Linked DNA regions of Mus musculus: regions 1 and 2 are each linked to region 3. Evidence: chromatin loops called from intact Hi-C (ENCODE). Cell type or tissue: heart. All regions are shown on one strand. Region 1 holds the start of Ccnt1 (cyclin T1). Region 2 overlaps 4930415O20Rik (RIKEN cDNA 4930415O20 gene). Region 3 holds the start of Gm34152 (a long non-coding RNA gene).

Region 1 (8,000 bases), 130 kb before region 3:
ACATCTGCAAGAGCAGGCTTCACAGGCCTAACATCAAGGTCACCAGGTTTTAAGCCCTCTTAAATCTAATTTTAATTGATCACAGCTAAATTCAACCTATTAATGTTCTGTAAAGAGGGTGTGCCAATTCCAGAATATACTAAAAAAACAATACTCTAAAGAAGATCAACTACTTGGGACACCAGTTATGGCAGTGTTTGCCTTTAATCTCAGTGCTCAGAAGACAGAGTCAGGTGAATCTCTGAGTTCCAGGCCAGCCAGGGCTGCATAGTGAGGTTGTTTCAGAACAAGAGACAAATAAAAACAAAGGATATGATATTCAAAAGAATGTCTCTGTAAAGAAATAATTATCAGGTCATTAATCCAACCAGTTTACTGCAGGTACTTTGGAAATAATCAGAAGTCTGTCTTGACCAAGATTAACACAAAAGCAATAAGAAAGTAGGTCATTAAATAGGGAAATATATGCTAACACTTAAATGCACACTGAACAACCTGATTTAAGACTTCAAGTCTTTATTACAATAAAAAAAAGTACTTGTCAGGCATGTGCCTCCAGTTCATAATGCCAGTGTTTGGAAATTCAAGCCAGCCAGAACTATATAGTTCAAGTGCAGCCATTAGTACATAGTTAAGAAGAAAAGGAGGAGGAGGAAGAGGAAAAAGGATTAAAAAAAGGAGAGCTGAATGTAGAAAACCCTCAAAATTTCTAAGACAACTAGGAAACTCCTCTTTAATTTCATTCTTCATTAATTACTTCTGTTTCAGTGCTATCAAATAGCCTCAATAAAGGCTAATTGGAACTATGGGAGCTAAGGGCAAAAAAAAAAAAAAAAAAAAAAAAGTCAAAATGACTAATCTAATCACCCAAAATTCGGAGACTTTACTACAGATCAAGAGTTCCCTGTCACTCCTGAACCTGCCTGCCAATTTCCTACATTATAGGAATTATATCTAGCTTCACAGTTTCTCTTCAGTTTGTTAGCATCAAAACAAGACAACTCAAAATGTATTATCTGGGCTGGAGATGGCTCAGTAGTTTTGTTCCCAGTGCCCACTTAGGTGGCTCACAGCACCTAGGTAACTCCAGCTCCAAGGAATTCAATGTCCTCACCTAGCCTCTGAGGGCACTCACACACTCTTACCATTCCCTAACCCAAACACAGGCAAAAATAAAGCCAAGTCCTTTTTTATCCTAAATTTGAAACATGTTTTCTTAAAGACTTTTAAAAATGTTGCAAAACCTAACTTACATTTGTCTTCTTACTCGGAAAGCTATATTTAAATCATGGTTTCTTTTCTAACTTTAAAATAACGAGCCCTAAATTCTAAAATTAAAATCATAGTTCAATAACAACGACCAATCATAAAGTAGGCAGCTACACTCAAACCCAAAGGGATTTCACCATAGAAAATTATACTTACATATCGATGAAACTGTGTAAAAGACTGAATCATGTAGAATCGGTGCATGTATACTATAGCAGTATTGATCGTCAGTTGTGAGCTGAAGTGCTCGAGTTAAGGTTCAGAAGCAGACAATATAATCTCCCCCCAAAGTAACAAATGGCCAAGCTAAACAGATGATCCCACAGGGGAGTAAAACTTAACTCTTCCAACCCAACAGCAGATTCGTTTCCTTCTCTAATGAAATTAACTGCCAATTGACAACATGTGCTCTACCTAACGGGTACTTAATATGAACTTACTGACTGAATAAACAAAACAAGTAGCAAGTTGTAAATCAGTACAAACAAAGCTGCATACGACCTCAGGCTTCCTGTCCTGTCACTTGCCTTCTGCAAAGACGATCCTTTAGCTCAGGACAACTTCATCACATTTACTTTTGGCCATAGCATGAGTATGGTGGTCAGAGGGCAACTTGCAGGAGTCGGTTATCTTCCCACCCGAGTCCCAGGGATGGAATTCAGGCTACCAGGCTTGACGAGAAGTGCCTTTACCCGCTGGGCCATTCTGTCAGGCCAAGAATAACTTTAAAATTTTAAAGTGTATCAGCATTTGCCTGATTCTATGTATGTGCACCAAGGGCATGTCTGGTGCCCACAGAGGTCAGAAGAGGGCATGAGATTACCCTACAACTGCAGCTATAGACGACTGTGGGCTGCCATATAGGCCCTGCCTAAACAGTAAGTGCTTGTAACTGCTGAGCCATCTCTCTAGCCCCACAAAAAATAACTTTTTAAGGATATTTACCAGGCCTTCCCTTACTAGGCTCTTGGAACTTTTCTCTCTCTCACCTTCTTAAACTTCAATAATTAAGTTTTCCAGTTCTACTTTCTTTTGGGGGGGGGCGTGGGGGAGGTGAGGAGGTGGGTGGGCAGTGTTCAAGGCAGGGTTTTTCTATGAATCCTTGACTGTCCTAAAACGTGCTGTGTAGACCAGGCTGGCATCAGAAGTAGAGATCTGCTCACCTCCCCATCCTGAGCAATGGGATTCAAGGTACGCACCACCACACCCTGCTTAGTTCTGATTCCTTCAGGAAATATTACATGACCTCTGAAGTATAAAACCTTTGAAACCATTTGATAGTCATCCACTGAAAATAAACCCCTGCCTTCCTTTGTACGGGTACCATTCCAACCTCCCCAAAACGTAAGAGTACTTATTCCCACAGACCTCAGCAACAGTCTGCATAGAAGTGACAATATGATGGCGGCAAGCTTAAACACACATTTAAAAGGTGCCGTAAACACAGACAGAAACTCAGAGAGGTTTGATCGTGCACTGACCAAATGCTTGGGAAACTGGATTTCAATAGGAGACAACTGGCAATAAAGAGAACACCTATACAACATACAACCTTCAGACTTAAAAACACTAGAGACCTAAACTCTGCACTTTTTTTTCTTTCTTGGAGACAGGGTCTTACATGGAAATTCTGGCCTGCTTCTACTTCTCCAAAGCTCAGATCAAAGGCACAGGACACCAGGCCTAGCCCTCAGCATCACTCTTAAATAAATGCTACATAAGTGGAAGTAAAATAAAAAAAAGAAAAAGAAAAAAAATATATATATATATGGACAACGGAAAGAACTTTAAAACTATTAGTTTTGCCACAAGACTGTATTTTCATAAGAAAAACTGGGAGGGGGGAAATCACTAAACTACATTACCTCTAAATTTTGAAACCTAATGAATAAACTATCACTAGTGCCCAAAGAAGCAAGGACTTAATATTCTGAAAACTACTTTAAGCATACCAACTTGTATATCCCCTCCCCCCAAACCTAAGTTGACATCTTTTTTTCCTCTTAAATTCCATGAAACAGCTACTAGAACGTTTGAATATCAAGCGTGGTGGCAGACATTGGGACATTTTGTTTTAAACGAGAATCTGACAGGTTAGCCAGCTAGTGAGAGAAACGGGCTTGGAACCAAAACTGGGGCAGCAATTCCAGACCACCTTCATAAGTCCTTTGCGTACAGAATTTCCCGAAACCCTTTTTATACACTTTGGGGAGGCAGAGTCGATAGCGAAACGTCCTAAACGGAGCCTTAGGTCACAGCAGAAAGAAGACTCTCAAAAGCCACTAAAACAGGGCAGAATCCAGAGGACGGGGGCTGGGAAGGAGCAGCGAAAACACAAAGACAGGAGAGGTACGAGTCGGCAGCCCGGCCGGTGGCACCGGTGAGCGAGCGGGAAATTGACTCCGCCTCACTTCCCTCGCGCGAACAGTGGCTCGGCCAGCGAGCGCCATTGTGGGTTCTCCCAACTTAGACGCCCAGCTCCTGCCACCACCCCACCCGCTTCTGTCCCCACCAGCGTCGCCGGCCCGGACGTCGAAGCATGGCCGGACGCACTCCGAGGCCGATGGCCTAGGCCGAAAGGATACACGTTCAGACGTTGTCCCATGTCCTGGAGGAGATTGGCCGCCTGCTGGCGGTAAGAGAGTTCTTTATCGGAGTCCACGCCAAAGCGACGCGACGGGCTGTTCTCCAGCTGCTCGCGAGTAAAATACCACCGCTTGTTGTTGTTCTTCCTCTCTCCCTCCATAGTGCTTCAACCAAGAGGCAGCGGCGGGGGCTGCGAGCACTTCCCAGCGTCACCGGAGCGGCGACACACATCCGCCGTGCCGAGACTACTGCGACGTGACGAACTTCCTCCAAGGGGCGACCACCGAGGTTGTGACACACTTCCGCCCAGAAAGCCGAAGATTCCAGCGCCGACTTCCGGAATGACCCCTCCGACACCCCGTAGACGAATCCACAGCCAGTCCGCGGCTAAGAACGGACCGGCGGCCGGGACGCAGGATCCGGTCGTGTGACCGCCAGGTGGGCGGGACTATCTGACGTCGTTCTTTAAAGGTCTCGTCTTTCCGCGCGAGAACTGCGGTAAGGGGGCCTCACCGGCGGGCCTCTAGTTAACGCTCGCTGCGCTTGGCTGGGTAGTTTCCGAGGACGTGCGTGATGGAGGCCCCTTTGTAACACCGGGCTTACGGAAAAAGTGGCAGGGGAAATAGGCGAGACTCTCAGAAAACCGAGAAAGGACGAGACAGTGAGTGGCCCTGCCCCGTGCAGAAACGCGAAAGCCACTAAAAGGTTCCTGGGTTCTTAGCTCCGGCATGGAGAACTCCGGCGCGTTTGGAAACCGCTCTCCTATTTTGTAGCAGCCTTTCCTCCCGTTTCACTGCGGCCAATCATCTGGAAGGAATAAAATCAACGCCACTGAGCTTCGTTTGAGTGTTTGGGGGGGGGGGGTAAAGGGGCCTTTTTTTAAAGATTTATTTATCTTCATTTATGTATATGAGTACTCTGTAGTGGTCTTTAGACAACAGAATTGGGCATCGGATCCCATTACAGATGGTTGTGAGACACCATGTGGTTGCTGAGAATTGAACTCAGGACCTCTGGAAGAGTAGTCAGTGCCCCTACCCGCTGAGCCATCTCTCCAGCCCCGGGTAAAGGGGTCTTTTTCTCTCTTTCCTTTCTTATTTTTGTCATCCCTGGAGCTCAGAGGGGCGTCGGGTTTTGCCCGAGTGCTGGGATTAAAGGCTTGCACCACCACCCCGCCACGCTCAAGGACACCACCGATCGTTTATCGTTTAGGTCTGGAGGCCTTTTTTCTTTTGCATTCTTTTCTCTTTGTCAGTGAAGGCGATAAGCTTGCAGGCTCAGATTCCAAACATCCAGTCAGGGAGGGCCCAAGGTTATGCAAGCTCCCCTGCGCGTCAGGTCAGTAGTTCTAGGAAACCCACCCCGTAGGGAAAGGTTATCAAGCGAAGGAGATCAGGAGATAATTTGTGTCCTGCATTGGGGAGGATTATCAGAAGAAGGAGATCAAGAGATAATTTGTGCTCTGGCCTCACTCCCAGGTCCACTTTGTGAGGTTGTAAAAAGCAAGCTGGGGCCGATGTCCGCCTCAGCCTCCTGGCTGCACCAGGGTGTCTCTGTCCCCGGGCCTCGGTCGCTGCCTTGAACTCGGTATTGATGTTCACACAATCCCAAACTCTAGATCTTTTGTTTACCAAGAGCCCACTGTATCCACCCACTAGCAAGGGGATTGGCAATCAATCTTGAAGATTTGGGGTCTATTTTTTTCGCCAGAAGTCCTCTGGGAAATGTGTCTGCATAAATGAGGGTCCCCTCGAGGTGGCTTAGCAGGTAGGAGAGGCTGCTGTCAACTCTGGTGTGAATTCAATCCCCGAGAACCCCCCCCCCCCATCATAGATCGAGGAGAACTGACTCTAGCCAGTTATCCCCTGACGACCTCAAGTGCCCCAAGGCTAAATAGTTTAGAAGCCCAAAAGTATCCTAGGATCTGCTCATGGATGAATCAAAACTGCCTCTACCATGTGGAAAGTTACCACCAGCACCATGTGGAAATTTTCTAAGTTCAAGGCCTCTGTTAAGTCGCAGCCCCGCTCCAGCTTTCCAACCTGAGCGGGATATTTACCTGGGATACATAACAAGAGCCAGGACTACATAGAGAGATCCTGTCTCCAAAAAAAATAAATTATATATATAAAAAAAGAAGTTCCCATGTTTTATGTATGTCACTGTCTCTTTTTTCAGTTTTTTCCTCTCATATACACCCCAACTGCAGTTTCTCCTCCCAGTCTTCCCCAGCCTCCCCTCTCCAAGATTCCTTCTTCAGGGAGTTTTTTTAATTTAAAAACTTGAGTGTATATACATGTGCTGTGCATACACAACATAGCTTTCACATGCCTCAGTGTAAGGCTAGACATCAGAGGATAATTCTAGAGCGTCCTTTCTACCACAGGACCATGTTTACCAAAGATTAAACATGGGTCATCAGGCTCAACTCAGACACCTTTACTCAACCGAGCCATCTCACACACCCTCAAAGCCTTTTGAGATAGGATTTTCACTGTAACAGCCCTAGCTGTCCTGCAGGCAGGCAGATCTCTGAGTTTGAGGACCAGCCTGGTCTACTTCATGAGTTCCAAGACACGGTAAAACCCTGTCTCAAAAGGGGAGGGCTTGGGAGGATGCTGATAGATAGGGAATGCCACCTGGCTACCGTACACAGCAGCTCACTACAGCTGTGCTTACCTGCACCAGTCAGGCCAGTGAAGAGTCCAGCAAGGACAGGACAGGGGTGATGGCTGCTGAGGGGAAAGTGACCACTGGCCAGTTGCCCATGACCCCACACCCATGTGCAGCTAGGCAGCACTAACTAGAGTCACTGAATAGGGAAAGGAGGCCATGCAGTTAGGAAGGACAAAATGGAGGGCATCTGGGGGAGATGGAAGAGGTGGGGGTGGATGCAGATGATCAAAATACATTGCACAAAGTTCTCAAAGGATGACAGCAGTTTTTTTAAAAGGTAATGAGCAAAAAAAGAAAAAACAAAAAATAAAAGGTAATGAGCCTGCAGGCCATCAGTGTTAGCTCACACTTTTAATCCAGGACTTGGGAGGCAGAGGCAGGTGGATCTCTTAGTTAAAGGCCAGTCTGGTCTACAGAGTGAATTCTTGGACAACCAGAGAAACCCTGTCTCCAAAAAAAAGAGAGAGAGAGAGAGAGAGAGAGAAAGTGTGTGTGTGTGTGCACTGCAATTTGAATGTAACGTAAATTAATTAAACAACTCGATAAGCCCGGCTGTGCTGGCACACACCTTTAGTCTCAGCACTCAGGAGGCAGAGAGATTGGTGGGTCTCTGTGAGTTTGAGACCATCCTAGTCTATATAACAAGTTTCAAGATAGCTAAGGCTACATAGAGAAACTCTGTCTTGAAAATAAAAGAAAAAGTAATGATCCTTGATACCTCAAGCTTCCTGGAATTATTTAGCTCACGCAGTTGCAGCTCCATGGAGAACCCACAAATCCTGTGCTCTACTGGACAAAGGAACTGCCAGTTACGGTAACGCTCCAAGCCTTTACCATGGTTACTAGAACCTGGAGCTCCAGTGTAGACATTCTAAAGAGAAGGGGATGCTGAGATGGCTTTCTTCAACTTATATCTACTAGGATATCAACATTACTTTCAGAGTAAAAAGAGAAACACAGCTCAAGAAACAAGTAAGGAGGACTCAGCACGGTGGGCAGAGGGCCATGCCTTTCCTAAGAGAGTCTTAGCCACTTCCGAGTCATTTCCTTTCTGAGCAGAGTTAGAGATGTTCTTTCATGACCAATTGTTAGCACAGTTAAGTTTGCACAGCAGGGACAGCCGCCACTCAGCTCCACTTCCTGTTACTTCATAGCATTATTAAGATACATAGTTTGAGCCAGCCAGCACTCAGGAGGCAGAGGCAGGTGGATCTCTGTGAGTTCGATTCCCAGCAACCACATGGTGGCTCACAACCACCCGTAATGGGATCCAATGCCCTCTTCTGGTGTGTCTGAAGACAGTGTCAGTGTACTCACATACATAAAGTAAATAAATCTTTTTTAAAACGTTGAAAGCATAAAGGTGGAGGAGAAAGGATCTCCGGTAGAACGGAACGGAAATGTAATGAAGGACAGACATTAAGTGTGGCAAGGCACTGAGCAAGGCATTGTGGGATGGGGAAGCGGAG
Region 2 (8,000 bases), 120 kb before region 3:
GCCTGCCTGGTGCTCACAGGGATCTGCCTGCCTCTTCCATGTCCCGGTGTTAGGATTAAAGCTGTATGCCAAGATGATTGCTTATTTTAGCAGAATTGAGAAAGAAGAAAGATAAACTCATAGGAGCAATCTATCATTTTTAAAAAACATTTTTGGTGACATAATTTAAAATTTTTAAAATTTAAGACTAGTGCGAGGAAGTTCTCTATGCCCTTTGCCCTAGTTAGCTACGTGTCATCATTCTGCCTGGCTTGGCTTTGTTTCTTATCCAGTTGGCTTTTTTGAGGTTAAAAATAATTTCTCATACTCTCTTTACCCTGTTTCTGTCTGTCTGTCTGTCTTACTTTCTCTTTTCTTTTCTCTTCTTTTCTTTTCTTTTCTTTTCTTTTCTCCCTTCCTTCCTTCTTTTCTTTCTCTCTCTCTCTCTTTCTTTCTTTCTTTCTTTCTTTCTTTCTCTCTCTCTCTCTCTCTCTCTCCCTCCCTCCTTCCTTCCTTTCCTCTTTCTTTTCTTTTTTCTTTCTTTCTCTCTTTCTTTCTCACTCTCTTTTTCTCTCTTTCTTCCTTCTTTCTTTCTTCCTTCCTTTTTCCATTTTGAGACACGGTCTCAATATGTATTTCCACCTGTCCTAGAACTAGCTATGTAAACCAGGCTGGCTCAGACTCACAGAGATCCTCCTGCCTCTGGCTCAGAAATGCTAGGATTAAAAGTGTGAGCCACTACACCCTGCCTGTTTGCATTTCGTAAGAACTATCACCCAGATACAGTTATTCATCGTCATTCTGCCCATCCGTGCTTTGTCTGTAAGTGAACCTATTAACTGCACAGATACAGTTTAGCAAACCGTTAGCGCTCCTGTGTCATCTAATTACCTGCAGCCCAATATTCCTGTTCTGCCAGTTGTCACATTAATGTCCTTACAGCAAAATGTTTCCTCAAGGGTCTAATTAAGGCTTGAGCTCTGCACTTAATGAGCATAGCCCTTCGGTCTCCTCTAATGTGGCCTGGTTCTGCTGCCTCTGTTTCATGGCACTGATGTTTTTGTAGTGTGCATACAGGACATTTTGCAGCATGATCCTTAATTTGGGAATGTACAATGATTCTTGGAATTAGATCTGGCCTAAGCATTGGGGGTGGGAGTGATAAATGACATCAGTACTTCCCATGGTTCAGTGACTGATGCTAAGGACATAACACCTCCATCATTCATTTATTCCATCCTATCCCTCAGGCTCTCTCAGGCTCGATTGCTCCTCACACCAAATGGGTACACTATAATTGGTTCTAAGAGACATACGATTTACAGAATTTTTTTAAAGATTTATTTATTCTATATATGTGAGTACACTGTAGCTGTCTTCAGACACACCAGAAGAAGGCATCAGATCCCATTACAGATGGTTGTGACCCACCATGTGCTTGCTGGGAATTGAACTCAGGACCTCTGGAAGAGCAGTCAGTGCTCTTACCCGCTGAGCCATCTCTCCAGTAATTTACAGAATTTTTATTTTAGTATATTGTTACTATCTTATTGTTAGTTATTAATTTCCTCGTGTTCATGCTCTATAGGTTAAACCTTACTACAGGGATGTATATACAGGAAAACCATGGTCCATACAGAGTACAGCGCTGCCCACAGTCTAAGGCATTGACTGAGGAACTTAGTGCATACTTCCTGAAGACAAAGGGGGACAATGTACTTCCACCCATGCAGCCTGACCCTTGTTCTGACCACATGCACTCAGGCTTCAACCTGCTCGGCCAGCTCAGAGCAGCCACACTCTGATGTGGCCCTTCAGCCAGCCACACCGGCATCTCTGTAAGAGAACCTATTTAATAGTCGTCTTCCCAAACACTTACTACCATGGGATATTTTTATCACAATTTTTTCTTTGAAGGATGATTTTTTTTCTCCCTCTCCTAGTGGGTGTGAGTGTATTAAAACATTCAACTCAAAAAAAGCTCCTCTTGTTCCCTTATTACAGTCTTAATGAAAACTCACTGAGTTGAGTCAACACAGTCAGATATTCCTCCAGTCCCGAATCCTTCCTTTCTTTTCCTCCTGATTAAAAAAATAAAACAAACCCACAGGACTTGGAGAGATGGCTCAGTAGTTAAGAACACTGGCTTCTCTTCCTGAGGACCTGGGTTCAGTTCCCAGAATGCACTTGGCAGCTCACAATCATCTGTAACTCTAGATCCAGGCAATCCCGATGTCCTCCTCTGGTCTCCATGGACACAGAAGGCATGAGGTGTTCATACTCTCAGGCACACACAGACACATTAAACCTCTTTTTAAAATATGCAAAGAGGACAGGGACAGGGAGCAAGCTTCGATCCGTCCTTAACAGGCAGAGCCTCAGTTTCATGTGGCACCCAGGGTTGTGTGGCCTGAAAGAGCCAACACTACACAGGTCCAAAGTGCTTCTGACCCCTTACCAGCAAATGGAGGTGATGGTCTACCTTTTTCTCATAGAGATTAAACAGTAGGAGCTGAGGGTGGTGGCTCATGCTGTAATCCCAGCACTTGGGAGGCTGGAACAGCTCAACCCAGGCTAGGCAGTGAGTTAGCTTCATGTAGAATATAGATGAACTGGGAGGTGGCTGACTGTGTACCACACTTGTGAGGAGAACCTGACAGCCTGAGATTCAATCTTTTTTTTTTTTTAAAGGGAACATTTTTTTAAATTATTTATTTATTATATGTAAGTACACTGTAGCTGTCTTCAGACACTCCAGAAGAGGGCGCCAGATATTGTTACAGATGGTTGTGAGCCACCATGTGGTTGCTGGGATTTGAACTCAGGACCTCTGGAAGAGCAGTCAGTGCTCTTAACCGCTGAGCCATCTCTCCAGCCCCCCTGAGATTCAATCTTAAGAGCATACCTAAAAGCCTGATGCAGGAGTGCACACTCCTGTCACGCCCCAGGGAGGAGATAGGAGAGTCTGACAGCACAGGTAAGCCTAACATATGCAGAGGCCAGCAACAAGAGAGACCGTGTCTCTAACAAGGTGTAAGGCAAGACACACACACACACACACACACACACACACACACACACACACACCTGTAGAGGAAGGGAAAGGAGGAAGGAAGGACATACCTTCAACCCTGCCTGCCATGTCCCCTGCTCAATCTTAGGCTTCTTGGTCTCTCTGAGCCACCTGACTGGTGACTGATCCACTTGCTGAGAACCAAGACATGCTCGCCTGTAAACTCCAGCAGAGGGCACTGTAGTTCCAGCTTTTCAAACAGGAGCATGTGTGGCACAGTTCAGCCAACAGTGGCCTTGGCCAGGGACCCTCTGTGTGCCTTTGTACATAGGACAACTGTATGGAGCTGTATCCTGAAACCACACACACTTATAACCACCACAAGCCATCAAGTTTCATCCATGAAACTAGACAGGGAGCTGTCCATGTGCCTCCCAACCAGCGATGAAGCCTCCAGAGTCGGCCCACTTCCACACTGGTGACTTTATAGCAGCAGAGGGGCCACTTTTCCTCAGCCTTTCCTCCATGCTTTTCCTTACTGGGACTGGTCCGGCTCACTGGGAGAGCGACCTACTAAGTTCCACTCTTTCCTGCTTCCGGTGCTGACTTTCAGAAATTACATCCTACATTTAGTAGAGCTCAGAGACCATGTGCTCTCCCTCTGGATTAATATTTCATATCTTCCATCCAACTCAAGGTTGAGTTTAGGTAAGCAGTCACATCTGTGCATATCTCTCTCTCTTTAATTATTTATTTCTCTTTATTTATTTATTTATTTTATGTATATGAGTATACTGTAGCTGTCTTCAGACACACCAGAAGAGGGCATCGGATCCCATTACAGATGGTTGTGAGCCACCATGTGGTTGCTGGGAATTGAACTCAGGACCTCTAGAAGAGCAGCCAGTGCTCTTAACCACTGAGCCATCTTTCCAGCATATCTGTATACATCTCTAAGGAGTCTGATGCTGTCAGTCCAAGTCCTCTGTCTCTCCTCTATGTGGAAACCTCCACATAGCTATTTCAAGATGCAGTTGTGTATGATCAGAAAGAGAATCTCTGGATCCAAGCAATTCAGGGGAAACTCATGTTTCTACCTCAACCACAGGCAAATGACTTAAATTCTCTGTTTTTGTTTTTGTTTGTTTGTTTTAAGTCCCTACTTATTAGGGGACACATGAGTATTGGCTATCTTTATCTCTAGGAAATCCACTTTACCTAAGTAGTCTGAAGCATTAAGTCGCTCTGCGGCTCATGCCCCATCTGCTTCCCCTACATTCAGAATGAGCAGGCACACCACTAAAGGAAGACACAAAAGCACGAAACTGGCCTTGCATGGCAAACTTACCCTGAGAATATGGTTCCCTGGGCCCCTGCTTCTGTCCCTTTCCTCCCGAAGCACAGATAATGACCTTGCGTCATCAGGGAAGACAGAAAGTACAGATAGCCCTTCGAACACACGTCAGCAAATCATCTTAATATCCCCAGGCCAATACCATTGGATATGACCTCGATAGGGATAATTTTCAAATTAAAAATAGGTTTGTGTGTATGTCTGCTCTATGTGTATATGATGTCTCTGTGTGTGTGTGTGTGCACTTGTGTGTGTGTGTGCGTGTGTGTATGAGTAGGCCTGTGCTCACACGGAAGCTGGAGGAGAGCCCGGGATGTCCTACCGTTCTCTCTACCTTGATCTTTTGAGGCAAGGGCTCCTGAAGAACTTGGAACTCCCACTTTTTGACTAGAATTGCAGCCAGCAAACATCAGCGATCCCCCTGTTTATTATGTCTCCTCTGTGTTGGAGTTACAGGCATGAACGCATGCGGCCCCACCCAGCCTTGTCAGTGTGAGGATATTAAACTCTGGTTCTCAAGTTAGCAGAGCGAGCTAACAGTCCTGACTACTGGGCCAGCCAGCCCAGAAGTCATAGTGGTTTTATGTACAATACCATAACATTTTCTCTCATCCTGACCTCATATGAATTTCCCATTAAGTGGTATTACCATTTGTAAACCAGCAAGACCAAGACAATTGCAAGTACTGTATAATGACTGTTGCCATTAGAACCTGTAACCAACCCTTAACCTAGAAGTCAGACTTCAAGGAGTTACCGAGTCTGTGAATAACTAGATACTAGAGCCATCCCCTGCTCACATGACAACCTATAAGACTGAAAACTCTGCATCATTAGTTAGGATGAGACCAAGATCCACCCAAGCACTCTCGTATCATCCAGGATGTCTTCAAAGTGCAGTCAATGCATTAAATGTACTCTTGTGGCAACTCCCAACATATGGCCCGATGCTAGAAGAAGCTATTCACGGTCCCTCCTATTTCCTCAGGAATCACGTGTCTCTTACCCACCCTTCGTGCCGGCACCTTCCAAACCTGGGCAGGCTGGGGAAGCTATAAGCTACCAAGGATATCTCCCAGTTTGACAAGAAAGAAAAAAAGAAAAAAGAAAAACAAAACCACAGGAACCTTGGGAGCAAGGTGCATGCTCGACTCAAGTGGCAGGCATCCAAGTGGGTGAGACTGTCGCGCAGACTCCAGACACAGCTCCCGTCCATATGGGAGGCTGAGAGCGAGCCTGCTGCTTGGGCTCTTTGACATAACAGAGAACATCATCTGGTTGCATCTTAAGAAACAGTCTGATGCCTGGAGACCAGAAGGTGCTCTTGCTGTCACCTGCATTTAAAAACCATAATTTACTCTCAGCCCAGATTCCCAACACCCACCAGAAACATGCCCACGATTACTCCTCAATTCACAACAATTTGTCCAAGAACGTATTGCTACTTTTACTTTGCCCGAGGCTGAACAACCAGGCTCAAATGGTAGCATTGCCAGAAGCAACCCCTCATTGCTGGCACCCACGATGAAGTGCAGACCAGCCCCTGCTGCAGGCCAGCATCCCAGAACAGCGCTGTAGCAGAGCTATCAGAATGGCCAGCCCCTCTTACATCTGCAGCTTCACAGAGGTGACATCTAAACTGTTCCTCACTCCAGTGGGGTCCTCTGTCCTAGGATGTTAAAGATTTCATTTGGAGGACAACATGGAGAGGCGAGGAGAGAGATGCTGAGGGAGTGAGGCAGAGCTAGGGAGAGGAGGAAAAGAGTCAGGGATTGGGAAAGAACACCACAGAAGCAACATCGAGGCGATGAGTCAGCCATCTTCAACAGTTTCCAGAGAGAAGGGTAAATACTGATCTTGTCCCTGACAAGCACTAATAAGAAGGAAAAAATAAAAATCTGAGGGAGTGGGTCAGAGCCACGGCTCCCGGAGAACAGAACAGAGACACGGAGAAAGGTGAAAAGCTGCGCCTTATTAGGGGCCTGGCTACGGGAGAAGAGGTCAGGGCCCGGCTTCTTTACAGCTTGGGTGACAAACTGTGTGGAACAGCCAAAAGAAATCTTGGAACAACCCTAGACAATGCCCTTCTTTTCACCCCTGACCAAGCCATGCTGTCCTGCATCTTAAAAGTTGTCACATCCACTCCAGAGCAGACACTGTTGCACTGGACATTACGGTGAGCACTGCTGGCCCCAGCCACTCAGTCCTGCCGGCTGCTGGGAGAAACAGGATGTAATGTTGTTTGGTGCCCATCACTGGTAAAAGCTCTGAATGGACACAGCTTCCTTGCAAAACCATCTTTAGCTCAAAATCTAGACCACGAGGCTGGAGAGATGGCTCAGCGGTTAAGAGCACTGACTGCTCTTCCAGAGGTCCTGAGTTCAATTCCCAGCAATCACATGGTGCCTCACAGCCACCTATAATGGAATCTGATGCCCTTTTCTGGTGTGTCAGAAGACAGCTACAGTGTAGTTACATATAATAATAAATAAATCTTTAAAAATAAAATAAAATAGAATGAATGAATGAATGAATGAATAAACAAACAAACAAATAAATAAATAAATAAATAAATCTTAAAAAAAAACAAAAACAAAAAACAAAACTAGTCCACAGCTTAAATTTCCACACTGGGGAGGCAAAGGCAAGCAGATCTCTGTGAGTTCAAGACCAGCCTGATCTATACAAGTTTCAACACAGCCAGGGCTACAGTGAAATAGTGTCCCAAATATAAATAAACAAACAAACAAACAAATAAATAAATAAAATCTAGATGTGTTTGATGTAAGCTTAGCCTGCTTCCTTTGCTTTGAGAGGTCCAGTGAAGGAGAGCTGGTCTTCTTTGTGAAGCACAAGATCTACTTTATAAGAGATAATTCCAAAACACAACCACCTTGTACCCACTGTGAAACCTTTCTGGGTCCCCCAACCCCCCACCCCTGAAGCTGGTCCCTCTCCACATCACCACATCACCCAGCATTCTAGATTCCAATCAATCAACAGAGTGTTCTCTCTCTCTCTCTCTCTCTCTCTCTCTCTCTCTCTCTCTCTCTCCCCTCTCCCTTCTCCCCCCTCTCTCCTCTCCCCTCTCTCTCCTCTCCCCCTCCCCCCTCTCTCCTCTACCCCCCCTCTCCTCTCCCCCCTCTCTCCTCTCTCCCCTCCCCTCTCTCTTCTCCCCCCCTCCCCTCTCCCCCCTCTCTCCTCTCCCCCCCTCTCCTCTCCCCCCTCTCTCCTCTCCCCCCTCCCCTCTCTCCTCTCCCCTCTCTCTCCTCTCCCCTCTCCCTCCCCTCTCTCCTCTCCCCCTCTCCTCTCCCCTCTCCCCCTCTCTCCTCTCCCCTCTCCCTCCCCTCTCTCCTCTCCCCCCCTCTCCTCTCCCCTCTCCTCCCTCTCTCCTATCTCTCTCCTTTCCCCTCTCCTTCTCTCCCTCTCCCTCTCACAGCTCTCATCCTGCTGCCTGAAGCACCTTCCTAATTCTCCCCTAGCCCCCGATTGCTCATCTTCCAGGACTTAGCAGCCTGACTTCCCCTTTCAGACCCATTTGTTCTATGCCAGTGTCAGGCTTGGGAAAGTCTATGCCTGTTTGCACCTGCATTGGTCCTAACTATCTATCCAGTCTCCTGGGTCCAGTGGAAAGCCATTCAAAATCTGGGAGTC
Region 3 (8,000 bases):
TCAATCACTAATTATGAAGATGCCCTACAGGCCTGACTAAAGCCAGATCTTATTGAGGTATTTTCTCAATTGAGGCTCCCTCCTCTCCAACGACTCTAGCTTGTGTTGACCTAAAACTAGACAACACATGATTTAAAACTGGTACCCGTATTAGTATGCACATGTACCTGTACATACTTGAACATGCATGTCCACTCACATGTGAACATGCACACACACAGATCACAGAGCTGGACACAGACCCTGGATTGGAGGCCCAGCACATAGAACAAAGCAAACAAAGCAATTTTATGTCCTCTCCTTCAGGAGACAGGATTGGGTTGAAGACGCTGAGGTTAGCTACCAGAACAATGTCCCTGTTCTGAATGCAACCCTGGCTGCAAAAATCCGGAGTCTATCGTGGTGGCGGCGGCGGCGGTGGCGGCGGCGGCACACGCCTTTAATCCCAGCCAAGGCAGAGGCAGGTGGATCTCTGCCAGGTTGAGGGCAGCCCAGTCAACAGAGAGAAGTTCCAGAACAGCCAGGGTTACCCCGAGAAACCCTGCCTCAAAATACAAAACAAAAAGCAAACAAACACACAAAATCCAGAGAGCTTTGCTGAGGAAGCAGAGGAGCCCTAACTGGCTTTCCTAAAGTTACAGTTTAGCAAGGCTTGGCCCTCAGCCCGCTCAAAGCACAGCCTTCCATCCCTAAACTGAACTTAGCTCAGAGCCCGCAGGGTCATGAGGAAAGGCAGCCAATTGGAGAGTCCCAGCTGGCTCCAGATTCCTAATTCCCAGGAAGGTTTCCTGGAGTCATACAGGGGAAAAACGAGGTAATTCCGTTAATGACGTCCTCATCCGAGCCGTTAAAAAACAACTCCAGGAGAGGATGAGCAATTTATCTAAGATCACCAGCTAGCACCACCTGGTTAGTCGCTGAGAGGGACGGTATCCCAGGCAGACAGGGCTGGCGTGGGTTCTCCACCTGTTTCTTTGCACGTGCCATAGACGGGCTTTGAATACAATCTGGCTACCTCATGAGTGAGGTCTGTCGTTGTGCTCTGTACCGCCCATTCTAATCCCCCAGAGGACGGAGGAGTGGTGGACAATACAGGCAGAGCACGCAGACCCAGAAAGTCCACCAGTGTCGTTGTCTTGTGTCGGGTGGGACTCCAGTCAGACAGCCCAATGTTTGTTCTCTGCCCCTCCCCAGGATCTGCTGCAGAGGATTGTGGGTAACTACCCTGCCCTCTTTGCCCCTCCCACTGTGCGGACCCTAGGAGTCTGGAGTGTATGCTGTGGTGCCCAGACACTGGTCTGGGCACTATCCAGGCTTGCACATGGTAGATGGAATGCTGAGACCCAAGGAGGACAGACTCTAGTGAGATTCACTCTTCACGATACCAAATCCCAGAGCTCCAAGTACCATTCTAGACATGATACTGATGGGTCCCTGTCCCTGCAGAGTTCACCATATCATACAGGGCAGAAAGACAATCCATAGGGCGGGAGAGGTGGCTCAGCTGGTAATGGTGTCTGCTGCCAAGCACAAGGGCCTGATAGTGATATCTAGAACCGACTTAATGGAAGGACAGAACTGACTCTGGGAAGTTGTCCTCAGACCATCAGATGAGCACTGAGGCCTGTGTGTGTGTCCCCACACATACATACATGCATGCACACATTCATACATACAAACATACATATATACATACATGGTAACAAAGCACCTTAAAAACAGCAAAACAGGGCTGGAGAGATGTCTCAGCGGTTAAGAGCACTGACTGCTCTTCCAGAGGTCCTGAGTTCAATTCCCAGCAACCACATGGTGGCTCACAGCCATCTGTAATGGGATACGATGCCCTCTTCTGGTGTGTCTGAAGACAGCAACAGTATATTCATGTACATTAAACGAATAAATAAGTCCTTTTAAAAAACAGCAAAACAATAACAAAAAAAAACCCATGTAAACAAAAATGTAAACCAGAAAAAAATGGTGATGGAGGCCATGTTGAGTACGTGGAAGAGAAGAGCCAGAGGGCCCTTTAATCTGGGCAGATAATGCTTACCTGAGAGCTGCAGGATATAAGGGGTTAACAAGCACAGTCAAGGAAAAGGACATTCCTGGCAGAAGGAACAGCCAGGTGTGTGTCTCATGTGAGTGTACTTGCCTGGGAAGTCTATTTAGTGTATCCTGACATTAAATTTAAATTTAATTAATATTATTTGAATTATATTTTTTTTACATATCCTGGCAACTTTTTAAATTTTAATTTTATGTGTACTTTGTGTGTATCTCATGTCCATAGAGACCAGAGGGTACCCTGGATCCCCAGGAACTGGAGTTACAGATGGCTATGAGCTGCCAAGTGGGTGCTGGGAATTTAAACTGGATCCTCTGCAAAAGCAACGAGTGCTCTTAGCTGCTGAGCCATCTCTGGGCTCTGACTTTTGTGCACTGCCCTTAGTGTTCCAAGGCACTTTAGAGGAAAGATACACATGTCTATATGTATACATCTGTGTTTTAGCTGGTGTCAAGTGCGCTTTGGATGGCAATCTAACATGTATTCATGGGCTGGGTGTTAGCTGTACTGGTAACGTGCTTGCTTGCAGGCGTGAGAACCTGAGTTTGATCCTCCAGGGACCATGTGTTACCCAGATGCAGGTCCCTAGCCTCTGTCTGGGCAGCCTAGCCTTCCTGCTGAGCCCCAGGCCAGTGTGAGGCTGCTTAAAAAACAAGGTAGAAAGTGACTAGGGAGTGACAGCTGAGGTTGTCTTTTAGTGTGTGTGGGCGTGCCCACACACACATTCACATGAGTGCACAAGCGTACCTGACAAAGAATACAAACATACACATCTTTATTAGTGTATTAGTATTAGTGAGGATTCTCTAGGGGAACAGAATTTATAGAATGAACACACATATAATTATATATTAACATATATTATATGATATCTCACACACAACACATATTAGTATACATTAATTTATATATTATTTATTAATTACATATTAATATATAGCTATTTATATGTTTAGTATGTTTATTTATATAGTCATATAAATAAATATATGATGTAAATATGTGTTAAATATGTATTAGTATATATTAATACATAATATACATCAATATATAGTACATATGAATATAATTACATATAATGTATATTAATATGTTATTGTGTCATTATAGACATATCACATATAAACCATGTGTAGAATATAGTTTTATATAGAGATTATATATAAAATTGGATTTTTTTTAAAAAGATTTATTTATTTATTGATTATATGTAAGTACACTGTAGCTGTCTTCAGACACTCCAGAAGAGGGCGTCAGACCTCGTTACGGATGGTTGTGAGCCACCATGTGGTTGCTGGGATTTGAACTTCGGAACTTCGGAAGAGCAGTCGGGTGCTCTCACCCACTGAGCCATCTCACCAGCCCTAAAATTGGATTTTTTTAGATGGCTTACAGATTATGATCCAGCTAGTCCAATAATGTCTGTCTTCCAATGGAAGTTCAAGAATCCAGTCACTGTTTAGCCCATTAGGCTGGGTGTCTTAGCTGGTCTTTAGTAGAGGCCAGAATGCCAAAGACGTAGGCTCTAATGCCAGCCTAATAGCAGCGAATGGACTTAACAGTGAAGGCAAGGGCAAACAGAAAAAGATGAAAGCCCCCTTTTTCCCAGTCCCTTATATAGGCTACCACTAGAAGGTGTGACGCATGTGAAAGGTGGATCTTCAAATCTCAAAAGGTCTGGATTTAAAGTGCCTCTCTGGGACCCGGAGAGATGGCTCAGAGGTTGAGAGCACTGAATGCTCTTCCAGAGATCCTGAGTTCAATTCCTAGCAGCCACATGGTGGCTCAAAACCACCTGTAATGAGATCTGATGCCCCCTTCTGGTGTGTCTGAAGACAGCTACAGTGTACTCACATAAATAAATCTTTTTAAAATAAAAATAAAAAGGAGATAGGACACTTCCCCCTCAAAAACGGTTAGGAATCATCATGCAATCTATAAATATTTGTTCTGATTGTATCTGTGATAGTTGTATACTCAATAAACACACACCGAATGAATGGCTAAGCCTCCCCCTCATTAGGATTTTTTTCAATGGGGGGGAAAAAACAGCAACACTCAAAAAAAAAAAAAAAATCTCGAGAGAAGACTGTGGGAAATTAAGCGTTGATTACTTCAGCCGCCTATCCTGTGACTTTAAGCTCAGCGGAGCCCACCGCTTAAGACCCACACTTCAGGGGCTCTCAACCTTTGCCAGCACCCATCTCCTGTCCTGAAATCCACCGACTGCGCCTTTGCAGCATAACAGCTGAAAAGAACCTGAAGCCAGGGGAGCGAGCCCAGGGCGCCTGGCACGGCTTCTGTGAGGGAGACACTGCCCCCTGCCGGCCGCTCGGCTCGCTCATCCCGGGGAGAGCCAGGCAGTTCAAGCGCGCACCCGTGGGATGCCAGGCAGAGGGGGTGTGGACCGGACGAAACCCCGCACTGGACAGGCTTCCCGCCAGCGACCTGGCTTGAGTCTGGGGAGGCTGTGCTTGCTTCCCTGGGTTCGAGTCTCCCAGGTTAGCGGGGCAGGGGCGAGGCGGCTGTGGAGGTGCTGAAGGAGCTCCAGGGAGGTCCGGTCTCTCAGACTTGGTTTTCTCAAGGGCCCTGCTGCGACACCTTTCCATTCTGAGACAATTCTCTCCAGCGCCTACACTTGGCGAGCGGTGTACCAGCCTCCCCATCACCATGGAAACAGGAGCCTCTGCATCCATCCTAGAGCAGATTCGCGAAGCTATGGGAAGAATCTGGATTTGGGAAAGAGATGAAAAACGCAGAGGGAGGGTCATTAATATTACCGTGGAGCGTGTGCCTTGTGAAGGTGTTGAGAAGACGTTAATGCGTCCTCTCAGACCATCCAAACTGACCACCTTCTCCTGACATAACCTCTAAGCGTCGCTTTCCTCATTTGTTAAATAAAAATAATAGCAGCACTTACTTCACAAGGCTATGGTACGAATCTTGTTAGGTAACGCACACATAACACTTAAGTCAGCCCTTAGCACGTAAGGAATGCTCAAAGATACGGTTATTGGATATGTTTCTGCATACTTATTATTTAGGTATTTATTCTTCCTGCTGCTAAATCGCTAGTCCCTTGATAATAATGCCTTTTGGGCCAGGCATGGTGGTACACAACTGTAATCCCAGCACTTCAGAGGTGGAGGCAGGAGGATCAGGATGTTCCAGGTTAGCCTTAGCTACATAACATGTTCAAAGCCAACCTGGAAATGAAACCTCCATCTTAGGAGGAGGAGGAGGAGGAGGAGGAGGAGGAGGAGGAAGAGGAGGAGGAGGAGGAGGAAGAGGAGGAAGAGGAGGAGGAAGAAAAATAGAAAAATCATAAAATTTCCTGTTTGGTCTCTTCTCTCTGTCTTGTCTCTCTCATGTGTCTTTGTCTCTCTCTTGTGTGTCTCTGTCTCTCTCTTGTGTGTCTCTCTGTCTCTGTCTGTCTGTCTGTGTGTGTGTTTCTCTCTGTTTCTGTCTGTCACTGTCTCTCTGTCTCTCTCTGTCTCTGCCTCTGTGTCAGTCTTTGTCTGTCTCTGTCTGTCTATCTGTCTCCCTCTCTCTCTGTCTGCCTCTGTCTGCCTCTGTGTCTCTCTCTGTCTGCCCCTCTCTATTTGTCTCTCTGTCTGCCTCTGAGTCTCTGTCTGTCTGTCTCTGTCTCTCTGTGTGCTTTGTACAAGCATGAGTATGTAGATCAGCTTGTATAATCATTCCCAGAAATAGAGACCAGGACACATACTGGGCATCTTCCTCTACTGTTCTGTTCTTCTTGCCTTAGGACAGGATCGCTTGTGAACTGGAAGTTCACCATGTTGGCTAGAATAGCTGGCCCACAAGATTTCAGGATCTACCTGGCTTCACCCACAAAACTGGGGTTACAGATACAACACAACCATGACAGCCTTTTTACTTGTGTGTACTAGATTCAAATTCTGGTACTCATGCCTGCAGAGCAGGGGATTTCACCACTGAGCCGTCTCCCTGGCCCTCTGTCTGCTTTTCATCATGGCTATTCCTTGGATTCCCAAATTCTAGCCATGCTTGCCCTGGCACCGTAGGCTGCCACCCCATTTCTCTGAACACTGCGCTCTCCATACAGAGTGTCCTGTGGTTTGCTGTGGACTCTAACCCAGGTCTCTCTCCCCTCTTTGTCTCCATTACCTTCCTCCTTCCAGAAGCTGTGGGATTTTAATAGCTTGCCTACTCTGTGGTTTTTCTCTCAAAATCTAATGAAATGGTCCTCAAGTCTAGGAAGGAAAGAAGAGAGGAAGGAGAGAGGGAGGGAGGCAGGGAGGTTTGGTTCTGTAAAGCCAGCACACAGTACCTGTTTCATTATCTCCTTTTTGTCCCTGCACCCAGCACAATGTCACAATCAGAACCTCATTTTGGTGGCATTAATCCTTGGTGCAAGAGTTTCTACATTAAGTCAACCCTTACATGTGGGCCCCTGGACTTCATCAAAATGGAAGCAAAAACTCTTTACTGAATTTGATAACAAGCCAGGGCTGGGTGCCTAGGAATGGCATTTTGGCTACTGAAGAGGCTAATACAGGAAGATCAAAAATTTAAGGCCTGCCTGAGATGTGGAGTAAATAAATTCAAGGCCAACCTGGGCAAATCTGTAAGGACCTACCAAAAGAAAGAAAGAAAGAGAGAGAGAGAGAGGGGGAGGGAGGGAGGAGAAGGAAGGAAGGAAAGGGGGAAGGAAGGAAGAGAGAGAGAAAGAAAGAAAGAGAGAGAGAAAGAAAGAAAGAAAGAAAGAAAGAAAGAAAGGAAGGAAGGAAGGAAGGAAGGAAGAGGAGGAGGAGGAGGAGGAGCTGAGTGTGGTGGTTCCCCTTTAAGCCATACACTGAGGAAGCAGAGGCAGTTGGATCTCTGACTTTGAGGTCTATCTGATCTAATAGGGTGGTCCAAGTCAACCAGATTTACATAGTGACACCTTGTCTCAAAACAAAACCAAAATGGACTTTAAACAGGACACACACACACATTTACACTTTTTTTTTTTTTGAGGCAGGGTATTATGTAGCTCAGGATAGCTTTGAGTTTTCTATACATTTTATGCTGACCTTGAACTCGAAATCCTCCCAACTGCTGGGGCTTAAACATGTGTTCCACTATCCCTGACTTATGTGACATTAGGAAGAATTATGGGAGATCTAAGTAGAAGAATGTCTAATGATCTTAAGTTAGAAGACGCATTCTCATAGAGCTCCTCAAACTCACTTAGAAATTCCCTGGGATTCCCTTCAAACTCAGGCAGACCGAAAAGACAAGCTGATGCATGAGTTTGTGTAGAAATCAAAGCCCAAAGGATAAGCATGGTGCTCTTTGGAAGGAGAAAGGCTGAGTTCTTTGGTCTAGCATGCATCAGTGACTATAATAAATGTCCAATAATGGAGACAGTGCGCTGTTGGTACAATAATAAACAAATAGCTTCACGGAGCAGAATAAAGGACTTAAACACAACCCAAGTCACGAGTGGATTCTTGATTCGTGGTCAGAATGGAGCGGACCACTGGGAAATGTCTCCAAGGCACAGAGCAGACCCCAGGATCTGACATCAAGGGTGAGGTACAAACATAAGGCAGAAAATAGAAAATAGGGTAGGAACCAACCTTCCTCAGATGCTATGCAGAAGGGGGTGTGGCTTATGTTGTAGCACTCACCTGGCAAATGCCAGACAACCCTGGGCTCCATCCACAGGACAGGAGAACAAGGAGAAGTGAACAGAGGAAGGCTATTATGATGTTCGAATTAAAAATGTCAGTTAATGCTGGGGTGGGGAGAAATTGTGTGAAGGGGGAGAGGACAGTAATCAAGAGGCCCAGTGAGATGGCTTAGTGGGTAACAGGTATTTGCCACCGAGCCTCAAGAACCAGAATTGACTCTGGAAAGCTATCCTTTGACTTCCACTGCTGTGCAGTGTGTGTGTGTGTGTGTGTGT

Evidence for each region. Hi-C counts contacts between places; a loop is a spot of excess contacts. Peaks named below come from ENCODE experiments on the same cell type or tissue, not always from the same donor. Only the 100,000 strongest peaks of a DNase experiment are listed, where the experiment ranks them.
Region 1: it touches region 3 in a loop (2.5-fold over the local background); 2 of 42 quality-filtered maps call a loop at or near these places.
Region 2: a loop joins it to region 3, with 8 times the contacts of the local background. A loop is called at or near these places in 10 of 42 quality-filtered maps.

What each region holds. Positions count from the first base shown.
Region 1 is chr15:98,563,622-98,571,621 of GRCm38, forward strand. Ccnt1 (cyclin T1) reads right to left here and starts at 4,115. Exons shown (of 9, transcript NM_009833.2): 1 at 3,855-4,115; 2 at 1,426-1,507. The coding sequence starts at 4,015. It overlaps 4930415O20Rik (RIKEN cDNA 4930415O20 gene), which reads left to right and starts at 7,383. Exons shown (of 4, transcript NM_001201322.1): 1 at 7,383-7,503. The coding sequence starts at 7,425. 9330020H09Rik (RIKEN cDNA 9330020H09 gene) reads left to right here and starts at 3,703. Exons shown (of 2, transcript NR_028442.1): 1 at 3,703-3,904; 2 at 4,018-7,243. In heart, a CTCF peak has its summit at 3,903; DNase peaks (open chromatin) are centred at 4,200, 5,320 and 6,580; H3K4me3 peaks cover 4,113 bases; H3K27ac peaks cover 2,835 bases.
Region 2 is chr15:98,577,058-98,585,057 of GRCm38, forward strand. All of the region lies in intron 1 of 4930415O20Rik (RIKEN cDNA 4930415O20 gene), which reads left to right. Among named protein-coding and RNA genes, the nearest start is that of 4930415O20Rik, 10 kb to the left of the region's middle. In heart, a CTCF peak has its summit at 3,230 (motif pointing right); a DNase peak (open chromatin) is centred at 3,234; H3K27ac peaks cover 98 bases; H3K27me3 peaks cover 274 bases.
Region 3 is chr15:98,695,209-98,703,208 of GRCm38, forward strand. Gm34152 (a long non-coding RNA gene) reads right to left here and starts at 1,196. Exons shown (of 7, transcript XR_384434.2): 1 at 907-1,196. In heart, a CTCF peak has its summit at 4,388 (motif pointing left); DNase peaks (open chromatin) are centred at 923 and 4,393; H3K4me3 peaks cover 647 bases; H3K27ac peaks cover 468 bases; H3K27me3 peaks cover 3,441 bases.